2 separate regions of the Homo sapiens genome follow, and region 2 is linked to region 1. Evidence: chromatin loops called from intact Hi-C (ENCODE). Cell type or tissue: natural killer cell. All regions are shown on one strand.

Region 1 (4,000 bases):
CCTTTTGCTCTTGGGGCTTGAGCCTAAAAACAAACATAAAAAACTTTACTATGGTTTTAGTAAGATGTTTGGGAGGACCAGAGGTGTCCACTCCTCCATCTTTATCCAGGATTCTACCTGTTTTGCACCTCAGACATCTCTGTTGTGGATCTTGCCCCCTCTCTGTCCCTGAGACTGCCCACAGAAGGGCCACTCACAAGCGCCTGTCATCAGATGCTCTGTCCTTATCGACTTGACTTCTCAGCAGCATCTGATGTGACTGCTTTCTCCTTTCCCAGATGATCTTTCTTTGCTTTGACGAGTCCACCTCGTGCTGGGGTTTTCTCATTCACCAGCCATTCCTCCCAATCTTCTCAGCTGGTTCCTTCTCCGTATCCAGCCTCTAAATAATGGAGTTCCTCAGGCTAGCTTTTTTGGGCTCTCGTCACTCTCCCTACTCTCTCTAGTAGGTTTAACCCAGTCCCATGGCTTTAAATGCTGCATACATGCTGATGGCACCCACTGAGCTCTTTTACCCACTGAGTTCTCACTTGGCCTCTCTGGGCATGTTGTGAACAGAACTCTTGGTTTCCCTTCAAACCTGTTTCTTCTCCAGTCATCTCGACATCAGTAAGTGGCACCATCATCTAGCTATCTGCTTAAAGGTAATTGGATCTATTACTCTCCTTCCTGATCCCATCTACCAGTAAGTTATATATCCAAAATATATCTTCAGTTTATCTTTTTCCTCAGGCATCGAGCCTAGTGCCTGACACATATGAGGCATTTACTAGTCAGTGGTCCAATGAGTGACATCAATAGAAACACCAAGAAAATGTATGTAAAAAAATGTGGGCTTGGGGCCAGGCATGGTGGCTCATGCCTGTAATCCCAGCACTTTGGGAGGCCAAGGCAGGTGGATCATTTGAGGTCAGGAGTTCAAGACCAGCCAGGCCAACATGGCGAAACCCTGTCTCTACTAAAAATACAACAACAACAAAAAAAATTAGCCACGTGTCATGGTGCACGTCTGTAATCCCAGCTACTTGGGAGGCTGAGGGAGGAGAATTGCTTGAACCTGGGAAGCCAGGACGCAGAGGTTCTGGTGAGCCAAGATTACACCACTGCACTCCAGCCTGGGTGACAGAGTGAGACTCCATCTCAAAAAAAAAAAAAAAAAAAAAAAGTAGGCTCTTTAAAAATGGGGAAGTCATGAAAAACAAAGCCTGATGAACTATTCTAGATTAAAAGATTTAAAAAGATGTAACATAACTTTACATAAAGATAGGTAGTACATGATCCTTGATTAGATTCTGGCTTTATCAAATCCAGCTATAGAGGGTATTATAGGGAGATGGGGGGAAAATTGGAATATAAATTGTACATATATATTGTATTGATGATATTATGATTATGTGTTACGATACCTGCAACTCATTTCCAGAGGTTCAGAGGAAGAAAGCATCTATCAGGAGTGGGGGAGGGAGAAAACAAATGCAACAAAATGTTAACAGTTGGTGAGTCTAGATGAAGGGTATATGGGTGTTCGTTGTACTGTTCTGTTGTCTTTGAAGATTTTTTTAAATTAAAAATTGGGAAAAAAATCAACAGTGGAGAAAAATTTAGTGGAGGGAAACTTTAGGGAAATTTTTAATCCCCAAAATGCTGAGGTCCATTTTGAAGCATACTATTAAATGTAACAAAGGCTGAGGATATACAGTGTTGATATATTCAATAGGAAGGAAATAAGAACGAGTAGAAACAAGGCCTTTCTGGAAGTTACCTCTTAAAAAATTGGTGTGAAAGTGGATGGTCAGCTGCCCACCAGAGGGCAGTGCAGGCAGTGATTCCGCGGTCTACAGTAGGCCAGCTGAAAAGCAGGGGTTTTCTTTCCCTCATAACTGGCTCCACATGAGGTCGCTATTCTCTGCACAAAACGTTTTTAGGATTCTTAGACTGTTTGAGAAGAGAGAGAATGCGGGTAGGTATAGTGCTTCCCATTTCTTTCCCTCCACTCTGATCTATTTCCAGATTCTGTGGGTTTTAGCCTTTGGCTCCTCTGATTCATGGATTCTTTGGAAGGATCTAGATATTGGAAGTACAGATCTGCCTTCCTAAGTATGTGTTTCGAAGTCCAATAATGCATTTGCCCATGAGCATGTCAGGATTTATATCTGTTTTTAAAATCACAAACTGCCAAAGTATCATCCCATTGCAATTAATCTTTAGGTTTCGTAGGATTTATTAAAATTCTGTACAACAAACCCCTGTGACATGAGTTTACCTATGTAGCAAACCTTCACATATACCCCCAAACCTAAAATAGAAGTTAAAATTAAAAAATAAAATTCTAGGGAATTTCATTTAGGGATTTTACCTCTTTTAAACCTAGGATGTTCCTCCTTACTGAGTGGTTGACTTAAAAGAGCCATTTTTCTATGTGCTTACCCAGAAAAGCTGGGTTAGTGTAAATGTCTTAGAAAATTACCCAGCACATGAAATGATTACTCTGTGGTACATAGTTGTTCTTTCACCTAACACTTAGCTAATGCCTGAGGCACCATATTGTGCTACTAGACTAGGAAATTAAAATCCACAGAGGTTAAGGAGTTAGCCCCAGTCTCCCGAGGTGCTTATAGTAGGGGGCAGACAAGCCCCAAACAAATTTAGACAAGACTTTCAGAAGTAAGTACTACATTTAGGTAGAAACAAAAGTGCTTTGGGGAGAACAGGTGATGAGTAGGGATTGGTGCAGGTGGACATGGGTGGTTCACTGGCCTTGTCTTGGCTCAGTGCCCAAAGTCCTGCTTAGAGGTTCCTCAAGGCCAAATTCAGAATCAGGACAACACCAGCCTGCTCTGACCATCCCCAGATAAGTCAAATGCCCTTCCTGTGTTCTCATGGCATCTAGTTCATGCCTCTGTTATAGCATGCTATTCATGATTGTCAATTTGCATGCTCTTCTCTCCCGAGGACATAGACTGACTACTAACAGATTGGCGCATTTTCCCATTGTGAGTCCATTCTGGTCCTGAACATGCTTTCCTCCCTTTGGGCTACTCTCTGTTTTCCTCTGGCGTTTGTCTTTTTCCTCAAATACAATGGCATAGTCTCACTGACATCTTACAAAGTGAAGGACAGAAAAGGAACTAACACTTATTGAGTGTCTTTTTTGTGCTGACTGCTGTGGTCACTGTGTTAGGTGCTTTGTGAACGAACATTTTCTCGCTTATTCTTGTGCCTGTAACAAACATACCATCTTCTTCCCTTTTCAGTTCTTTGCAATTGCTATTTCCTCTCCTAGAAGCCATTTTTTAAGTCCTCAAGAAGGGCTCCCTTTTCTGCTAACAAGCACGTATAGTTTACAAACCATTCTTCTTAGGTGAACGCTGTTAGATTGGTTACCCCCTCTCCTCTCAGTGGTGGGTAGGGTGTCAGGGACAGGAATTAGCTGAAGCCTGGCTGAGATTCTTTGACTTCCTTTCTCTTCCTGTTTGCCTGTCTGTCTAACTGCACCCCCAGTACATCGAATCCTGTCACTGGATGTCCCAACTTAGTTTACTAATTTTTATTATAATTGCTTTATTTCTACCTCATTATAACTCATAGTGTCATCTAGACTGTACCTCTCCTAGGAGATGTGGGATTGAATTTCTTGACTAGCTTTCTTCTTGAGGTCAGGCTAACCCATCATTTTTAACAGATTGTTTTGCTCTTCATAACTTATCAGTAAATCAGGCCTTTATAAACTGATGTGTGTGTGTGTGTATATATATATATGTGTGTGTGTGTGTGTATGTGTATATATATATGTATAGGTATATATATACATATATACATACATATATACGTGTATATATATATACATATATACACATATGTATACATACATATACATATATACCTATACATATATACATATATATACATATATATACACATATATACACATATATATACTTAATAGTAAAAATTCCATGTATTTCTACAGATTTAAAGTTAAAACAGTATATCCAAGTGT
Region 2 (4,000 bases), 180 kb before region 1:
ATATCCAGAATCTATAAGGAACTTAAACAAATCAACAAGCCCAAAACAACAACCCCATTAAAAAATGGGCACAAGACATAAACAGACACTTAAAAGAAAACATAGACACAGCCAACGAGCATATGAAAAAATGCTCAATGTCACTACTCATTAGAGAAATGCAAATCGAAAACACAGTGGTGTCTTATCTCATGCCAGTCAGAATGACTATTATTGAAAAGTCAGAAAATAACAGATGTTAGTGAGGTTATGAAGAAAAGGAAATGTTGGTGGGAATGTAAATTAGTTCAGCCACTGTGAAAAGCAGTTTGGAGATTTATCAAAGCACTTAGAACTACCATTTAACTCAGCAATCCCATTAATGGGTATACACCCAAAGGAATAGAAATCGTTCTACTAAAAAGTCACATGCACACATGCAGTGCACTACTCACAATAGCAAAGACATGCAATCAACCTAGATGCCCATTAATGGTGGACTGGATAAAGAAAATGTGGTACATATATACCATGGAATACCATGCAGCCATAAAAAAGAATGAATTCATATCTTTTGCAGCAACATGGATGGAGCTGGAGTCCATTATCCCAAGCAAGTTAACACAGGAACAGAAAACCAACTACTGCATGTTCTCATAAGTGGGAGCTAAACTTTGAGTGCACATGGACACAAAGAGGAGAACAAAAGACACTGGGGCCTACTTGAGGGTAGAGGGTAGGAGGAGAGTGAGGGTCAAAACACTACCTATTGAGTACTATGCTCACTACCTGGGTGACAAAATTATTTGTACACCAAACCCCGGCAACATGCAATTTACCCACGTAACAAACCTGCACATGTACCCTCTGAACCTAAAATACAAATTGAAAAAGAAAAAATAAAATAAAAATTTTACACACTTTTCAAAAGAAAAAAAGGCAATAGATAATTAAAATGAATTTCTAAAATATATTCAAATAATCCAAGGAAGGCCGGAAAAGGGGAACAGAGAAACAGAAAACAGAGGGGACAAGCAGAAAGCAAATAAATTCATAGTCTCAGAGAGACAGGACTAGATTTGGGGTAAGCTGTGTTACAACTGTCTACTGGTAGGGGAAGACAGGGGAAGCTACATCTGGACAGAAGCTTGTGCCAGGAGAGCGATGGATTTTTTTATGATTAGAGAAGTGACGGAAGAGGAAAGCATGAAGAAATGGAAGAAGAAGTAAAAGACCTGTCAGAGTTCTCAGGGCTTCCTGACACAGGTGCTCATTATCTAGATCCCAAATTTCTTTATTATGCTGTGGTGTGACTGACACTGCCTGTGGAGCAGCTATTGTGAACTACTTGGTTTTCAGTGCTTTGAATCTGTCTCCAACCCGTATACCCATGCACACTTTTGCTTGCTGTTTCAACCTGAAGAGCCCTCTGTGTATCAACCTTTGGGTCTAAACACTCTGTCTTCTCCCTAGAGGATCCTGGAGATGGTTTTGGCTTGGTACTTGGTCCAGACCCTTGTTTCAACCTCATGTGGACCCTGACTTGGGCCTTCCCTCAGTACCTATGAACAATGTGTCTCTATTACTCTTCTCCGAGGCGTAGTCTGACACTGTGCTCACTTGCTCCCCGGGCTTCCTGTCCTGGCCCTCCCTTGCTTTCACCTCCCAGTGGCTACCCAACACCTAATGGAGACCCAGAGACGGAGCCAGGGGACAGGAAGAGAGGGAGGATTACAAGCAAGGCCAGGGGCTGCCTTACAGTCACATTCTGAGACTACAGGTCCACAAGATGGCGACATTTCCCTATGAAATTAATGCAAGTAATGACTGGGATATTGAAGTGATTTCTAATGTTGGAAATGTCCCATTCAGTGCTAAAAAGACAGTAAAGACAATGATTTTGTTTAGGGCAAGAAGACAAACCTGGGAAGGGCTTTCTCCGCCAGGGATTCCCCAGTTAGTCTGAAAAAGGCAAGTCACAGAACTGCATATTCTGCATAAGAAGGCAAATGTGAGAAACCCCCCTGGATCTGTTCATGGAAGTGAGCTCCAGTATAGATGTGGAGTCGGGATGGATGCCACTTAGGGTGGCACACTGACCAATAGTAACAAGCACACTAACTCATCCCTGAGATGCTATATTTTGTCTACTTTATTGTCTGAGTCAGTAGCAGGACATATAAAATTTCCATCAAAGGAGTTGGAAAAAAAAAACCCCACATACAGTTTTAATTTTTTATTCATCAAACATCTCAGGAGTTGTGCTGCGAGTTTGTTTGTATCAGTTTTGTGGGATACACAGACAGTTTTACAAACATGAAGTCTCAGGAGAGCTGACTTACAAAATCCTATTTAACCTCTACATAGAATATTGAATTTCCGAATGAAAAATCAGAAGAAATCACACCATTCTAATGTTAACAAATGAAAAAATTATAAAGAACATTTAAAGTTTATCCTGAAAATTAATTCTTAAGAAAAGAAGATTTAACTGAAGAGTAGCAAAGGGAAATTAAATTATTATTAATTAGGGAAACTAAATGTATTAATTTTTCCCATTTTACAATAAAAAGCCCTAGGTTTACAGAGGCTAAGTGACTTACTCAATGTTATACAACCTCAGCGAAACAACTGAAGTTGAATGTCACATGTGTCAGCACTCCACCAGGCACTGGAGAGCAGTGAACAAAGTCAGTGAGAACTGGAGAAGGGATACTGCGTAGGTGTGTTTAACTGCAAAGCCTGGACTCCTTCACTGCTGAAACATTTGAAGTGATTCAGAAGGGGACCACTAGGGACTCCCAAGGGCTTAAAGTAGTTAACTGTACTTAATTCCAGGTTAGGACATCTTTTTGATCCTAAACATTAGCATGACACCTTAAACAGAGCAAACTTTCAGAACATGTTTGATGAGAGAAATGAGCATTATAATGAGGCTACGATTTCTGTAAGTTTTGCTCATGGCTGATTTGCCAGTATTTGAAACAGTGTCAGACACAAAGCTCAATTAATGTTTGCTGATGGACTGAATGAATAAATGAATGAAAATCGAGGCAAATAATTAAGAGGAGGGTTCTTATTCTTACATGGTGCCATAATTTTCTCAGTCCAATGGTTTTTTCTTATCTACTTTTGGTTGTGAATATTTTGTTTTGACAAAGCAACAATTACTTTGGCCCCGCTTCTGCAATGCTTTGTGCCTGCAGTTGCAGTTGCAGTTGCACTGTACAATATCAGCAGTCCTCTGTACGGAAGTCCAGCATATTCACACCAGGGTGACATGTGGTTGCACTTGTAGCAAGTTGTATTTTCTGATATTCCTCTTTTTCTCTTCTCCTTGTTTGGCTGGACATTTTTATACAGATGGAAATCAGGTTACAAGAGGGTCAGCCTTGAAAAGCTGTTACAAGAGTGTCTTAAGCCAGAAGGCAAAGGCTGGGTGTGATGGCTCATGCCTGTAATCCTAGCACTTTGAGAGGCTGAGGTGGGAGGATCCCTTGAGCCCAGGAGTTCGAGGTTGCAGTGAGCTATGATTGTGCCACTGTACCCTGCCCTGGGCAACAGAGTGAGACCCTGTTTTGAAAAAAAAAACAAAACTACTTACCTCCCTCCTTTTTTTATCTCTCTCTAATATAAGTTCAGCCCTTCTTTTAGCAATCGTATCAACCTGTTAAAGAAAGAGACATTAAAAAATTGTAATGGAGAATGATAAAAGTGGCTTTCTCTGTATTCATATATTTTTATATAAAGTAGGAATAACGTTTGGGCAGAAGCACAGTGAACTTTGCAGGAAAGGATGTGATGGCGGTAATCATGTTGCTTGGCTTGCATCCTTGTACCTCTGAACCTCTTGATCAGCTATTTTCTTCCAGAGGGATAAACAGCACTTGGGGTCAGTTACTCTTTCCACAAAGTTTAGAACTCCTTTTCAAAATTTATCGCTCATTTGTTTGTTTGGTTTTGGTGGCAGGAAATAGGGAAATACGTGGAGGCAATTCACTGAAAATGGTAAGCTTTTAAC

Evidence for each region. Hi-C counts contacts between places; a loop is a spot of excess contacts. Peaks named below come from ENCODE experiments on the same cell type or tissue, not always from the same donor. Only the 100,000 strongest peaks of a DNase experiment are listed, where the experiment ranks them.
Region 2: it touches region 1 in a loop (2.3-fold over the local background); 47 of 110 quality-filtered maps call a loop at or near these places.

The regions. Positions count from the first base shown.
Region 1 is chr6:109,703,534-109,707,533 of GRCh38, forward strand. All of the region lies in intron 1 of FIG4 (FIG4 phosphoinositide 5-phosphatase), which reads left to right. Among named protein-coding and RNA genes, the nearest start is that of FIG4, 14 kb to the left of the region's middle. In natural killer cell, CTCF peaks have their summits at 1,828 (motif pointing right) and 2,028; a DNase peak (open chromatin) is centred at 1,848; H3K27ac peaks cover 1,582 bases.
Region 2 is chr6:109,525,428-109,529,427 of GRCh38, forward strand. It overlaps AK9 (adenylate kinase 9), which reads right to left. Exons shown (of 41, transcript NM_001145128.3): 29 at 3,584-3,646. Among named protein-coding and RNA genes, the nearest start is that of ZBTB24-DT, 44 kb to the left of the region's middle. In natural killer cell, CTCF peaks have their summits at 1,792 (motif pointing right) and 1,992; a DNase peak (open chromatin) is centred at 1,754.